2 separate regions of the Homo sapiens genome follow, and region 2 is linked to region 1. Evidence: chromatin loops called from intact Hi-C (ENCODE). Cell type or tissue: endothelial cell of umbilical vein. All regions are shown on one strand. Each heading gives the region's core, and the rest is flanking DNA. Links, peaks and the distances in the headings are about the cores only.

Region 1 (8,340 bases), core at 178-8,177:
AGTCACCTTCCTCCAGTCGTCTCTTTAAGTCCCTTGCGTGTCTCGATCACTTTTAAATCACCACACTCTTTCTTCTCTGCGGCAACGGTGAACCCAGAAGGCCCAAACATCTAAAACATCTTCTCCCCAGGGCTTCTTCTAACTCAATAAGAAAGTTTAAAACTCCTGACAAAGTCTCCTGTCTTTTTCTCCCTTCATGTTCCCTCCAGCGTCTTCCGTTTCTATTTCCCTCTGTGATGTGAAGTATTACAGATTCAGAAATACAATGTTTTGTGAATACTGGAGAACTCAAAGACCAAAGAGGCAATGAGCAAACACACAACACACTATCTGAGACAATAAAGCACTAGACAAGGTTTAGAGGTGTGACCTTGCACAGCTGGGCTCAGGGTGCAAAAATCAGGCATAGGAAAGTTTTACCAGGGGGATCCAGGCATAAATAAGTGTCTTAGTCTATTTTGTGCTGATATTACAGAATACCTGAGAGTGGGTAATGTATAATGAACAGAAATTTATTTCGCTCATGGTTCTGGTGGCTGGAAAGTCCTAGATTGAGGGATTGCATCTGGTGGGGGCCTTCTTGATGCATCATAACATGGTGGAAAGCATCACATGGGCAAGAGAGAGGGGTCCAAACTTGCTTTTATAACACACCTACTCTTACAATAAGGAAGGCAGAGCCCTCAAGACCAAATTCCGTTTTAAAGGTTTTACCTTGCAACATTGTTGCATTGAGGATTAAGTTTCCAGCACAGAACTTTGAGGAGTACATACAAACCATAGCAATAAGTAAGACCTATAGTGTTTTAGAAATGTCCAGCCAATACCTGCATGCTTTACGACTGTCTCCATAGCTTTATTTTCCTTGGACTTTTTCATATACTTACAACTTATATGGAAACCTTCCGTTGCTTAATAAATGTCTCTACTTTATAAAACACTGTATTTCTGAGCCAGCTTTGTCATTTTTAGTTGTTTCGAGAAGTCCTTGACTATCCTTTCCTTTATTCTGCTTTCTCTATTAGTGGGACTACATTTCTTCCCTTCTTGTGGGAATGTCATAATTAGTTACTGGGCCTTCTAGTATCAGGTTAAGAGAAGATAGGGGGAGGGGATAACAATAGAGTTGGTAAACCCAGTGAGGGCTACTGGCAGGAGACTAACCTTCACAGAGTGAGATATATGTGTTTGCTTGTGGATTTTACTATTGAGTTGGTGCAAAAGTAATCAATGGTTTTTGCCATTGAAAGTAATGGCAGAAACCACAATTTTTTTGCACCAACCTAATATTTTGAAAAGTAATCTGGGACTACCAATATGAAACAAGTTTTGTATGAAGGAAACCACAACCCAGTGTTCAGAATCCTCCTAATTTCTTTATCTCCCTTCTTTTCCTGCGTACGAAGCTTTCCACCTCCCTCCACTCAGCTTGAGAAATGTCTGAAGTGGGAATAACTGGAAAGGACCACCTGTGGGAATTTAAAGGATCCAAGAGAAGGCTTAAGCCTTGTCTACTGCCATGTAGGTCAGAGGCAGGAGCAGCTTCAGGAAAGGGCATGGGGATAAGGGGGCAACAGGAGAAACAAAGGGACTGTCTTTGTTGTGCTTTCCTGCCTGGAACGTGTCCACATAGGAATTTCCAGAGAGTCTGGGCCCAGGGCTCCTGCCTGGTACAAAGCGATAGGCTGGCTTGACCAGAGGGAGAACCGCCCACATTTTTACATTTCCTTCCCTGCTCTTCCTCTCCTATCTGGTATGGTATAAATGGAAATCTTGAGTCATAAACTTCTTGTGTCTTCTCTGTAGTTCTGATCCCAGCTGGCTGCAAACCAGATGTTTGATCTTAAATAGGTAGTTTTTACCTCTCAGGGCTCCAGTTTCCTCATTTGTGAAATTGAGCTAACAATACTTACTTTGCAGGTTTGTCGTGAGGATTAAATTGAAAAGCCACAGGAAAGAACCTAAAAGCTTGTCTGGTATGCAGTAGGCACTCACTGTGTGTCTATTGTTGAGGGCAGAGATGGTTTTCCTCTCAATCCCTCCAGGCCACAGCATGTCAGACAGTTCCCTGTACAAAGCAGGTGCTGGACAAATGTTAAATAAAGTAGGTCATAAAGCTGTGCCTTTGAGGAACCATGGAGCTCCACATGTGGGTTTCTCTGTTCCCTGATGCTCTCTCTGCCCGACCCCACACACACCCTTCCCTCAGGCCACTGGGGAACAACAACTTTGAACTTAGCTGTGGTTTCATTACTCTATGCTTCTTCTATGAAGCTATGCTGAAATGCACATCTCCTTCTTTACTCAGTTCCACACACACCCTTTTAAATTCAGCTTGAATGTCCCTTCTTCTGGGAAGCTTTCCCTGACTCCTGCCACCCATTCAGGGTGTCCCTTTTCTGTGCTGCCACAGCACAAATGACACTTCACTGTCCTGGTCAAGGGAATTGTCTTTTTGCCCCATCGGCCCAAGGGCACTCCTTGTGCTCTGCTGAATGAACATCCCCAGGGCTAGAGCCAGGGCCGAAAACAGAGAGAGAACCTTAAAAAGGACCTTTCGTGACCAAATGCAGGGCCAAACGAATGAACGTGACAATGTGGCTCTTTAATAGTGATGGAGTTTGAGTCATAAGCTGAATCACATTTCAGCAGATTGGGCCATCAACACAGCCCAGTGGCCCTGGAGGACAAGAAGTCTGTGGCCACAGGAAGGTGGAGAAGTTTCTGAAAATGCATTCCTCCTCTCCTCACAAACACACACTATGCCAGAGTTATGCAGAAAAAGGAAATGTTCAACATGTTGCAAATGGAAGAAACTAGAGGAAACGATGTTCTCCATTCCACCCAATACTACCTCCCTTAGTACTATTTGTGGGAATAATGGATGTGGCACTGTCAGAGCCAGATGGATGCGTCCCTAAAGGACGTGCAAGCTTGGCTGTGGGTCCGCAAATCCCTCACTGTTGAGAACTACCCAGGGCATACGTTGCTTTGAGGAATCACTGCAAATGGAATGTTATGGACTATTACGATAATCAATTAATAATCAATTAGTTTAGTAATCTTCTCTTGTAGAAAACCTGCTTAAACAATGATGAATCATGCAAACTCACTCAGGGCTGAAAGATGATAGAGTGGAGGAAAAAGTAGCTTTGCGGTTTACACACACACACACACACACACACACACACACACACACACAAAGAAAGAAAGAAAGAAGGAAAGAAAAAAAAAACTTAGAAAACAAATCCCCAAGCTTGACTGTCTCTGGAAAATGAATTCCACAGGCACTGACTCCAAGATGTTTTATCGAATGTGCTTTAGACTTGTAGGTGATGCATTGTCCCTCAGAGTCATTAAAAGAAACCCAGATAGCTGTAACGCAGCTTAGCTTCCAAGAAGTGCAGACTGTCCACACTTGTACTTCCGCACAATATATGGTTATTGTTAGATGTGAACATCCCCACATGCTGCCTGGATGGGGGTCTCTTTGTCTTTTATTCAGATGTGGGATAAGGATGCTTTCAGCACAGCAAGATGACAGCCATGCCTCCCCACTCAGAGCAGCCTCACAGTCCAAGCACAAGACAGAAACGAAAAGTTCCTTTGTTTGTAAGGCAATGCCCATCTTTTGTCATTCAGGCCCCCAAAGCTAAGGTATGTGCGGATCATTTTAGAATAATTTCAGTACTTTCTAAAAGACACAATCTCTACTAATTTTTTGGTCAGGAATGATGTTAGGAAAGCTTTATAATCTATTGTTGTGGGCAGTATACACTGAAGGCATTTAGGGCTGTGCTAAGAAAAAAAAACGTGGGTTTGTATTTCACTGGAAACAGAATGGTCATTATCCAGAATCCAGATGACGGCTCCCTTTGTGACACTGCTTTGGGTGGGGGGCGGGGGTGGGGGGTCCAACAAAAACCCTGCCCTTTCTACAAAAGACACTGGCCGAGAAATCCTCAAGGGAATGCTACACTGACTTCTCAGACTTTGGGGAGGCAGCCTCAGGCATTTTGTGTTCAGGATGCTGAACCTCAGAGCAGGATCTCACTTCATTTTTTTGGCAGAGAGGGCAGGGAATGTTGATGACTGAAGATTTGCCCGAACGGAAGCCAACAGGGTGGCAAAGTTTATTGATCCCACTGCAACCCTGGCCCCCAGGGAGTGCCTGATTACATCTTAATGTTTTTCTAATGTATCTCAGCATCACAGCAGTAGACATTTCTTTGCAGAGAAACCGTGCAAGACGTTGTACATCCTGGGCGGGGAGGGTAATTCCTGTCCCCTGGAACCTCAGCTTCTTCTAGAGCATCTAAAGAGGAAGCCAATATTTTAAGACTCAGAGATACTTTTGAGTAGAACATTTTTATTTTCCATGCTTCCCTTTTCTCCTAACTGACCTGTCTATCCTCTGTGGTGTGTGGGCGTGGGTGATTGTGTACTAAAATGATGATGTGAGTGGTCTTTTCCATTCCTGTTATGAACAATTGTGGAGTAAATAATTTTCACCTCCTGCTCCCAAGAATTGTGTTTTCTCATTTGCAACATACTGATTAAAATGGTTGAACTGAATACATTTTTATATAAATGCACATTTTAAGGATTTATTTTAAGCCTGAGATTATCATTATTTTCTTTCATCACTCATTTCTGGTGACACTTAAACCAACAACTCTATGGAAGGGACCAGCAGATGTCACTGTAGTTCTGTTCATTCATCTCTTCTCTTGACGGGATTCAAGTTCTATCCTTTTGGGCACAGCCGATCACATTTCTTATTTAATCAAAGCATAATGCATCATAACATTTGTAATTTTGTGTTGTTATTGTTCGTTCATTGTGTGTGGAATCGGATACATATCTTTGCAAACAGAGATACAAACTATAAAGTAGCCCAGATACCCCCAGTGAGGTGTAGAAATCAAAGGCCCTGCTGGGGAGCCATGATAAGGCGTAGGGACAAAAGAGCAGTGAGGGGCATGTGCACAGTGACCCCCATTCCGATGGACAGCCTCAGGACTGAAGAAGGACACATTCTGTCCATTCTTATGAAGGGCTTTCAGGGAGAGGCAGCTGGGTGCCAATGCTGGGTACAAGGGAAGATCTCATGTCCAGGGATGGCGGAGACCTGCTCATTAGCAGGGAGGAGAACAAGAATTGGAAACCTGGTGATTCTTAAGGGATGAAGTTTCTGGGGTCCAGTGTTCTCTTCTCTGAATTTAAAAAATCACTGCAGAGTCGTGTGTAAAGAAAGATTCATGTGTTAATTTCGAGTCTTGGTTCAGTGGAAGGTACGGTATAGTGTCTGGGAAAGTCAGTGTTTGAGGAAGAGAGGCTGAGCACAAAATGAAGAAAGCAAGACTATCTGCTTGACTTTGCCTTCCACATAACAGAAAGAAAGTCAATGTTGAGTTAAAAAATCAGAAAGGGCTTTGTTTGGAAAGTAATCACATCTCTTCTGCTAAAGAGAAAACTCTTTTTTTTGGCCCTTACTTTTAGTAACTTTATGTATAACAGGTGAAGAACATGGATGAACCATGATATGTTACTTATTCACAGAGGCTGGCCTTATGCCAAGATCACTTAGGAATAAGTCAATGGAATCCTAGAGCCTGTGACAGGAGCTGTGCTAATGGGATGAGCCCTCTTAACAGAAGTCATCATACCCCCCTATTGCCAAATCATTCAGCTCCCCCATTAGCAAAAGCTGGGCTTTTATGAACTGATGTCCTTTCTAGATGGACACATTTGATGGAAGGTGTGTGTCTTGGATGAGGTCTTCCTGCTCACCCCATCAATCAGCATCTCCCACACATATATGCAGCTGCTGAGGAAGGGGTTGGATTATCCAATAATATAGCCAGTCCTAGTTCTACCTTACATGTTGCTATTTTGATTTAATTTTTCCAAGAAGTTTGAGCCAAAGTCATCTTTTGAAAACCAGATTCTCTGCTAGGCATTTTTCTTTCCCTTCCTCTCCTCCTCCTCCATCTTTGTAGTACTAGCCTGCAAAATGACTTCCAATGAATGATTTCTCATGCCTTTGTGTCATCTCCTTCTACACTGCATCAGGCTTGGTCTGTATTACCAGTGAAATATGGTGGAAACAATGGTGTAAATTTCTAAAGCTAGATCATAAAGGACATCATAGCTTCCACTTTTCTTCCTCTCGGTTCACTCATTCTGCGGGAAGTCAGCTGCCATGACATAAAGACACCCCAGCAGCATATGGAGAGGTCCATGTGAGAGGAACTGATGCCTCCTGCCAACAGCTATCACCGACTTTTCAGCCATGTGAATGAGCCATCTTGAAAGTGGTCCTTCAGCCCCAGTCAAGCCTTCAGATGACCATAGTTCCATCTGACATCTTGACTGCAACTTCATGAGAGACTCTGAGCTAAAACCATCCAGTTGAGCTGTTCCCAAGTCCCTGACCCCCTGAAACTGTGAGAGATTATAAAGATGTTTTTCTTGTTTTAGAGATCCAGGACTAGGGTGAAGTAAGCCAGGTACCTAGGGTACAAATTTAAGGAATCAATCATTCTCAAGGTGATGGACATGCAGGGTCACTAGCCTCACCTGTGTTTTAAGTCATTAAGTAATTTGTACTAAGCTATAGATAAGTGATACAGTCGGTCTTCTTCTCCTCTTCCTCCTCCTTCTTCTTCTTTCTTTGCCCCTTTGTTGTATTGCATTCATCTAGGCTCATTCTGACCTCCTAGAGTTTTGTCAATTATTTCTCTTCAGGCTTCCTGCTACCAGAAGCTGTGCTGTAACTAACCTCCTAGAGATACCTCATTTGATTTAGGGTCCAATAGTGTAGTCTTTTATGTTAACCAATTAATTTAGAAAACAAAAGAGCCACAACCATCATGCAGTCTCTACGTTTCTAGTATTGATACATACTAATGGCATCTTTATCAGGTGTTATCATATCAAGAAGATATTAATGCCTCTCTCCTACCACAAGTCGTGATAGTAGAGAACATTTTTCATGATGTGAAACAATGGGTTTGTGGTTTAGAACACAGCCTGGAGTCACTGGGGGGATGAAGTAATAGCTAAAGTTAATGTAGGTCAATAAGAACCAGAGGCTTTTCAGTAAAGACAGGGTGGCCAAAGACAAAGACTTTCATGAGAGGATCAAGGACAAACATCTAATTCAAAACCATAGAGCAGCTAATGTCAAATGCTTGCTCAAACTTTAGTTGAGCAGAGATTGATAGATGCTACTGCAAGACTAACATTTTCTGATCACTTCCAGAATGTGTCTACATACTCAACGATAATAAAATACACATTTTCAGCCCACTTTTTTTTTTCTGATTCCAAAAGATTCATGTGACTATAGAGCTGTAAATGAAAGCGGGCCATTTATTTTATTCTTTTGCCTTTTGGCAAGTTTGAAGTTCTTTCTACGCTTTTGTTAAAGATCATACTTCCAGCAAATCCAATGCAGTTCGGGAGCCCTTCTAGGTTCACCTACTCTACCAAGGTGGTAAGGAATCATCAACATCTTATTCAGTTGAATGATTACTCACACAATGTACCCTGGAAAAGTGTTTTTAACAAAGATATGCTCAGATGTGCTGAGAGTTGATGAAAATAAAATGAAGGGGACCAGCGTGCTCTTATTCCGCTTGAAAGATTTAGTACCACTGGTGTATTATTAAATCTGAAGACAAAGCAAACTCCTAGCAAACACTGAAAGGAACCAGTATTTAAGTATAATAATAAGTAATAATAATAGTAACAAGAAGAAGGAGAACAAGGTGAGTAAAGAACAATAGCACCAGCCACATCTATTGAGCATCAACCATCCAGGCACTGTCTTGTGTGCTTTGTATGGCTTTACCTATATAATGGTCACAACAACCCAGTGAAAGACCCCACTGCTACGTACCCTGAGAGAGGACACTGAGACACACACAGAAATAAGGTAATCAGAGATCAGACCTGCCAATAAGAGGTAGATTCAGGAAGGACTGTGATGTTTGAGGCTACCAATGAGACAGTTATTTTCTTTAGATGTTTTGTTATTTTCTCTTGATTCTATTGTTGAAGTTCTTGAATATAATCCCTTCTAAAGTGATGCCTTACTCAGCACTACTCAATGGCTGGCAGCAGCCATAACCATAAAGGCCAGAGTTGGGGAATTACAGAAGAACCCTTGATCAGGATGGGCAGAAGAAAGACAGCCCACCACAGAGATTCATTGGCAATAGCCTCAAGCAACATGCAACAGATAGCTTAGAGAACTTGATAATTAGCAGCGACAAAAAGATTGATTTGTCATCAGAGACTGATTTGTGAGGAAAGGACACAGTCAATGTTCTT
Region 2 (8,340 bases), core at 186-8,185, 180 kb after region 1:
CTTAGCAGCTACACCACCTGTCGCCTACTGTGGTCCTTTCTCCTCCAGAGCTCAGGGTTGCTGGCTTCTTCTCCGGAAAAATGCAAACTCCTTTCCTTAGTTTATGTTCAGCAATTTAGGCAGCATCTTTTGTTATAGGAGCAGACCCTTGGACCCTCACTCTCCAACCCAAGCAATTTATCAGAATATTTCTTGCTCTATGGCTCATGTCTGTAATCCCAGCACTTTGGGAGGCCAAGACATGGGGGGATCACTTGAGTTCAGGAGTTCGAGACCAGCCTGGCCAACATGGAGAAACCTCGCCTCTACTAAAAATACAAAAACTAGTTGGATGTGGTGGCGCATGCCTGTAATCCCAGCTACTTGGGAGGCTGAGGCAGGAGAATTGCTTGAACCTGGGAGGTGGAGGTTGCAGTGAGCCGAGATCGCGTCACTGCACTCCAGCCTTGGCGACAGAGTGAGACTATCTATCTATCTATCTATCTATCCATCTATCTATCTATCTCTGTATATATAAATATTAATAGATATAGATATATAGATATTTCTTGCTCCAAAATGCATCATTCTCTGGTACATTGATGTTTTCCCCAACAGATTCTCTATGGAAATTTAAAAATGGAGCTGATGTTTGTGTCTTTGGTACTGTGCAGAGCAGAGGCAGCCTGTGTTGGAGTGCGATGCAGGTGTCAGGCGGGGCCATGCTGGAGTGAGAATGGAAGACCCACCTTCTTCCCACCCTAGATTCCCTGACCATGGGAGCAGGGAAGAGGGTCAGATTTGAACTTCCATTGAGCATGGAGTAGTAAAAGTGATCTTCTTACCATCTCAAGAGCTGAGAATCTAATTTGGTATGACAGCAGTACACAACACCTGGACCACAGTAAGTGCTCAATAAAAGTTAGTGGATCACGAGGTCAGCAGTTCAAGATCAGCCTGATCAACATGGTGAAACCTCATCTCTACTAAAAAGACAAAAGAAAAAAAAATCAGGCAGGCGAGGTGGCGTGCGCCTGTAATCTCAGCTACTCAGGAGGCTGAGGCAGGAGAATCACTTGAACCCAGGAGGCAGAGGTTGCAGTGAGCCAAGATCACGCCATTGCACTCTAACCTGGGTGACAGAGCGAGACTCTGTCTCAAAAAAAAAAAAAAAAAAAAAAAAGAAAAACACCTCCTCTTCCACCTGCCCCAACCATGATTAACATTGCCTTTGCTCCCCACAACCCTGACCAAAATTAGCCAAGACACTAAGAAACCAGGACTGTGATCAAAGAAACTTCCTTGGGCTGCGATTGACATATACAGAAAGCCTTGGGTACATTTTGGGTACTTGGGTACTCACCCTCTTGTTTCCTTGAGCTAAATGGCATGATGATTCTCAACAGAACCCTCACAATTCTCTCTGGGAAGTTCGAATGTCTCCTGTAATTTAGCTAAACAGCTTCTAGGTATCACAGAGAAATTCGTTGCTCATGAAAGGAAAATGGATCCCCACGCTTTGTTCTGGAGACATTTTAATATCCATCTGGGTCTCCTTGGGGCCACGTGGCTCGTTCTGTTCCCCAAACTGCAGTGAAGGGACAGTCAACACGTGAGTTCTCATGCCATGCTGCTCCTCTGTTTACTGCTCCTTTATTTACATAAGTAGAAATTCAACATCCTAACATGTTTTGCAAGCTGTCATGACATGAGAAGTTAGTAATCTGCTATATTTTGCTTGCTAACATATTTTTGACATATTTTAGCTTTTGATTATAAGATTGCGTCTTTGCCTGCTACCATCTGTCTCGATTCAATGGAACTCTGGCATTTACGAAAACAGTAGGGTGTAGTATTTCTTATAGACTTGAACTCTACCAGAAACATGCTATTTCCAGTCTTAACCAATATGTCCTGCTTTCACACGCAAAGTCTGAAATGTTTGATATCTTGCAAGATCTGCCAGGAATAAGGAACATATCTTCACATCCAATTTGGCTGGGATGAGAAATACATTAATAAGGGGAAGGGAGCAGTCTCCAGCTTCTAAACAGAGGTGGCCTTTGATGTGGTTTATATCCTCTTGACTATGCTTATCCTTTTATCAGCATGATTAAGATCTTCCATGGAAATACATCTTCTTTTAGACTTTTAATCTCCCAGCAGCCAACATTCTTGAGACGTATTTTCCAGTGTGAAATGGTTATCTGCCAACATTTGACAATCAGGCATTTTCCTCCATGATGTCCTTTTTTTGTTCCTATCTTTACTCATTAGGGCAAATTACCTCTGGTTTGGCCCAAAGATTAGCTTGGTCCCTGTCTCTGCTGACAGCAGCAGAAGGACTGTGCAACACGGAGAAATGTGACATTGTATTAAAACAATGTGTTGGGGGAAAGCCCCCCAAAAATGCACAGGCCTAACATGCATTTATTCAACACCAAGCTTAAATGAGTTTATTATGCTCCTGGATTACACCCCATAGGCCAAGAAGCTGTCAACTATTGACATTTTCTTTTCTCTCCGTGTTCTGTGTTGAGTGTAAATATATTTGTCATGGGAATATATCGTATGTTTGGTTCAGTATATGCTCATTTCATCAGAAGGAAAGCTCTTATTATCTGTAATCACAGTCAACATCTTTGTTGCTTTAAGGAAAGAATGGGCTACAGCTTGAATTTACATATAGATCTGGTACCTTTCCAGATGCAGTTTTGCACGCTGTTTTAACCTGCATTTTGAATATGTGTAGCGTGATCTGTTTCTAGTGCAAAACTTCGTTCGTGGTAGAGAAATACTTTTAGTCAGTTGGGTGTGGACCACATCTAGTTGATTTTCTGCCTTGCAGCATGCTGCTGACTGTTCAGGAGCAGCCTGGTGCTAAATACATCAACTGAAATCACCATCAATGAAGAGGCCAAAGAGGAAGGCATTATGACTTCCAATTTCAACATCTTATGGCTACAAATCAAGTCCAAGCTGACTCGGCTCCCACATGCTCTTCCTTATCTGGTTTATGAGGATGGTGGCAACTGTTGAACAAGGAGAAAAGACTGAGTCTCTGGATAATTGTAATTGCGAATTTCTGAAGAGCAGGGATCTTGTCATACCTCTTTATCCTTTGTACCTGGCTCAGGGTAGGCAAATAACCCATGTGTGTTGAACTAAGATAAACTGAGGACCATATTTAAGCTAGTAGTTGAACAATGTGTGCTTTATTGAACTTCTATTAGGTGAAATCACCAAGGATAGTTTAAAAAATAAAACCAAATAGCAGATTCCTCATCCTTGAAAAAGTTGTAATCCAGTTTGAGGATAAATTAGTTTTGTTTCATTGAAGACAAACTAGTTTTGAAGGAAATCGTGAATTGTTAAGCTAGGTTGTAAGTGCAACAGGCATTCAGAGAAAGGAGATAATGTGGCAAATCAGATTTTATGAAGGAAGAGGGGCTTTTTGTGGGACCAGAAGACTGAGCAGGACTGGGTAACTGGAGAGGAGGAAGGAAACGTTTTGCACAGAGTGGGAATTGATAGAAGTGAACAATAAAAAAAGGAATGAATTAGATGTGCAAGGGAGGATGATGGAGCATGATGATGGGGCTTGATTGGCTTAAATAGGCTGAAGCAGGATAAGGTATAAGAATGGTGTACAGAGTTGGACAAAGTTAAGACACTCTGGAAAGTCAAAGGAATATTCAACTTTTGGTGGAAGATGAAGACCATTATTCCAGGCTCTCATAGGTAGGAGACATGATAAAAAGTGTAGTTTTTAGAAAGATTACAAGGGAGTGGTACAGAGGAATCAGAGGGGTAAGAGGTTACAACAGAGAAAAGGCAGTGATTCTAAAATGGACAGAAAAAGAGCTTGGATTAAATAAAGACAATAATAGTTAAAAACTTTTCTATATAGGTCATCTAATATGTTTCCGGTATTTCTAGCCACTGATGATAATATCAGCAAAATCCTACCATAATTTATAAGTATACTTATCCTTAAATTAAAGAAGGGAAAAGGGGCCTTAGAAAAAGCAAAGTAAGTTGGTCTAGGCTACATAGTTAGTAAGTGGCAGGAAAAGATCCAAACTTCATTTAAACTGCATCCTTTTTCACTACATTACTCTGGGAGTCATAGGTATTTATTAAATGAGTAAATGATGTGAAATAAGTGTTTTATAAAGATACATGGTGGCCATACACAAGGGGGATAAGGGGAGAAAGACCAGAAGCAGGTAAATGATAAGGGTGCCCCTAAGGTCCTATCACTGGAAATGGAAAGGAAAGAATAAACATAGAAATATTGCCGAATAAGAACATGGGAGTTGGTGTCTGATGGACTAAATGATTGAAAAAGGAGAAGAAGAACTGGGAAAGGAAAAAAACAAAACCAAACAAAACAAAACAAAAAAAAAAACAAAGACTGGGTGGCTACTGGTGACCTTGGCCAATTCATTTTCAGGAAGAGGATATTGCTGATTGATGGAAGCCAGCCTGCAGGTGAGTCAGAAGCGAGTCAGTGGTCAGGAAATGGAGGATGTGGGGAAGACCACAAATTTGAGAAATTTGGAAGAAAATGAAGGAAATAAATAAAACAGTCCTGTAAAGATGCTTCACGGTTAAGCAAAAATATTTTTTTTTTAAAGAAGTGAAGAAACCTGTGCGCATTTGAAGACAGAAGGAAAGTATGCAGAGGGAAGGAATATATTGAAGGAACTAGAGAAAGAGGGACCTCTGTACATTGAGGGGGTGAAAGCAGCAGGGAGGGGACAGGTTAGAATGGTAGGACTGCCAACAGAACTCTGCACGATGAGGAGAATGTTCTGTATCTGTGCCATTCCATATGGAAGCCATAAACCTCATGTGGCAACCAAAGACATGAAATGTTCCTAGTGAGACTGAGGAACTCGATTTTTTATTTTGCTTAATTTAAATTAATTTAAATAGCCACATTTTTAAATAGCCAGTGGCTACCATACTGGATGATGTAAGAGCCTCAGGGAACCAAAGGCTTTGGGACTAGACTCTTCCACTGACTCAGAAAAAGAAAGCAGAGAAGGAGAGAAGCCAGTGCTGTTCATACTCGGGAGAGGAAAAATGTGTTTGCCCCTCCCAGGTGACCTTGACTTTTTGGTTATACCTTGGTGATAGCCACATTATTAGATCATTAGATGAGGAGAGATCTTTGAAAATTCACATCCCCATGTGGACGTTGTGGTCTGAATCGTACTGTCTGAACCAACCATATGAGTTGAAGAATGGCCAAGTCTCACATGTCACAGCGCATCACCCTCAGTCTGTCTGCAGCCCTTGAGCAAGAGCCCCTTGTTCATGGAACAGAGATGGACAGGACTCTGGTAGGTTCCTTGGGATGAAGGTCATTTTGGAATGGGGCTTTCCAGTTTCTGAGAAGATATTGCTCACAATAAAGCCATCCTCTGATTTTCTATCCTGCATTCTGCTCCCACATCTCACCGTTACTTTGGATCTAGGCATTTTAAAGCCAAAAAGAGGTGATTCCCCTCAGAGGGATTTTTCTTAGACTTAGTTGACGTTTTCTTGAAGAATTTCCCACACTGAGAAATGAGTGTATGTTCTTCTCCGTATTCTGCAGGTACACAAAGAGAGAGCCCGAAATCAACATCCGCGGTTGCCCTGAGATAGCATCACCCATCGTTCCGCCGGTGCGCCCTCCCTGAGATGGTGGCGTGTGTTGTTTGGGCTGTTTTTCATAGCCGCCGCAGCTGGGAATTCAAGATGCTATACTTAGGCAGAAGTCCATGAAGGAATTAATTGATATGAGCCAGAAGTTGATTGCCATTTAAGTACTCAGCCTCCACCATTGCCAAGTTTCCCTCTTTGCAGAAAGAACTGAGCTTGCCTGCAAACTGGCTCATTCAGGATGTGAGCACAAGATGGAATTCAACCTTTAATATGCTGCAACACCTGCTTGGAAATAAAGGGGCTCTGTGCTTTTCCCCCCAAGGAGTTGACAGCTGACTTCATTACAGAGGAATCTGGCAGAGATGGTTGAGGCTACTCCGCAGTCTCAGGGGGCACTCACCCAGGAATGCAGTGCCAACCAGACCTGAGCTTTGGGACTCTGCCAGGAACCCATGCTGGCCTATTTTAGCCTAAATCATCCCTCTTTCTTGAACTCCAGTTTTCAGTGTCTTTGGTAGGCGCTTCCTCCACACAAGGGAGATGGTAAGTGTCTCTGGCCTGCTGAAGTTAAATGGAGAAGCATTTGCAGGTGCTCTATAATGGGATCTGGATTTCCAGGCTTCCTTTCTCAAGAGTTCTGCAGTGTTGCACCCCAACAGGCACAAACAGACACAAAGTCAGGCTGCCATGCTCTATAGAGCAGAACTTGAGGGTTCACTGGAGTCCTTGTCCATGTTCTGGAACTGACCCAGAGCTGCTCTGGGAAGCCTAGCCCAGCCTGTGGGGGTCCCTAGAGGGTCTCTGGCGCTGTGACCTTCCATTGTGGCTGGAACACTGGTTATGCTTGTCAGTTTTCCAAGTAGAATGTCAACCTTGTCACCCATTTACATGATTTCTAAATCGTATTAATCTGGCCCCCATTCACAACACAGAATTTAGCATTATCTGACTTGCATCAGAGAATATTAACTTTCTATCATTTATTATCCTTTATCACTCCCCAAAATCTGTCTGAAATCTAAAGATCCAGAAATAGGGGCAGCCTCATATAGAACACATCCATTCACTGGATTACTCAGTTCAGCATTAAGCAATGTGAATATGAAGGTCACAGAGCAGCTTCAAAACTGCACATAATGCTAATTGAAAACAAAGCATGATTTGAACTTTTATATACAAAAGTCATATCGTGCTTTCAAAACAAACATTTAAAATGGGCTGGAATGAGAATCAGAAAAACAAAACAAAACAAAACAAAACAGTTGATGCCAGAGGTCAAAACTGGCAATCCAAGATTCAAGCCTGGCCTGAAAGTGTGTCTCATATGGCCGACACAGTGGGGGCCAGCAGAGTTCGAATTAAAAAAAAATGGAATAGGTTGCCAACATTTGGAAATTGGAACATAGCATGTAGCCACCCGGATTGCTGGCTCCTCGGAAGGCACGGGGCAATCTGGCACTGGGAGTCTGTTTCCCTGCAGGCAACAGTGGGGCAGAGGAGGGGGCATTTGCTCTCCAGTTTGCTAGAGGCCCCTGCGCCAGTTTTCTCACTTGCTGAGTCTATAATCCCTGGACCAGGTGTAAGGGTGATGGGATTCTGGGTCATTTCTTCCTTTCTCCCTCTTCACAGACTTGCTATTGGTTATTATGTTACTTCAGGGTTAAAATAATCATGAAATGCCCCGTTGCAAAAATCAATGTTGAGGGAAGAGACTAAGGCCCACACCACTTCTCTACTCCTTGAACGTTCTTGTCTAATTTCTAGTCTTGAGTCAGGTACACTCACCTGAGAATGTCAGCTACAGAACCCAGTGGTTCTCAAACTTGGCCCCCTTAGAATCAGCTGAGGAGTTTCTGATGTCGAAGTTGTGCTCTAGACCAGTGGTCTTCAACTTTTTGGCACAAGGGACTGGTTTCGTGGAAGACAATTTTTCCATGGACCAGGGTCACCGGTGGATGGTTTTGGGATGATTCAAGTGCTTTACATTTATTGTGTACTTTATTATTATTACATTGTAATATATAATGAAATAATTATACAACTCACCATAATAAAAAAATCAGTAGGAGGCCTGAGCTTGTTTTCCTGAAACTAGATGGTCCCATCTGGGGGTGATGGGAGACAATGGCAAATCATCAGGCATTTGATTCTTATAAGGAGCCCTCAACCTAGATCCCTTGCATGCACAGTATAGGGTTTGTGCTCCTATGAGAATCTAAGGCTGCCACTGATCTGACAGGAGGCGGAGCTCAGGCGGTCATGTGAGTGACGGGGAGTGGCTGTAAATACAGATGAAGCTTGGCTCTGCTCCCTTGCCTGCCACTCACTTCCTGCTGTGTAGCCTGGTTCCTAACAGGCCACACAGACCCATAATGGTCTGTGGTCCTGGGATTGGCGACCCCTGCTTGGGACCAATTAAGTCAGGATCTCTGGGGTGGGACTCAGGCAATGGATGTTTTTAAAGTTCCCCAGGTCGTTCCAATGTAAAGAAGTTTGGGCCATTGCAAATCATGTACAACTTTGCATTACAGCAATTTCTCAACCTCTGTACTATTGACATTTCGGGCCAGATAATTCATTGTTGTGCGGACCTGTCCTGTGTACTGAGTTTGGCAGCATATTTGGTTGTACCCATAGATGCAGTAGCATTTCTCCAGATAAGAAAACACTGTATTAAGTAATAAAATTATGGTCAGGAATAGT

What was found. Peaks named below come from ENCODE experiments on the same cell type or tissue, not always from the same donor. Only the 100,000 strongest peaks of a DNase experiment are listed, where the experiment ranks them.
Region 2: a loop joins it to region 1, with 3 times the contacts of the local background. A loop is called at or near these places in 7 of 110 quality-filtered maps.

The regions. Positions count from the first base shown.
Region 1 is chr18:24,873,793-24,882,132 of GRCh38, forward strand. No RefSeq gene overlaps it. Among named protein-coding and RNA genes, the nearest start is that of LINC01894, 110 kb to the right of the region's middle. In endothelial cell of umbilical vein, for the core only: a CTCF peak has its summit at 4,689 (motif pointing right); DNase peaks (open chromatin) are centred at 1,699 and 4,699.
Region 2 is chr18:25,050,803-25,059,142 of GRCh38, forward strand. No RefSeq gene overlaps it. Among named protein-coding and RNA genes, the nearest start is that of LINC01894, 67 kb to the left of the region's middle. In endothelial cell of umbilical vein, for the core only: no CTCF peak of the experiment used is centred there; a DNase peak (open chromatin) is centred at 4,449.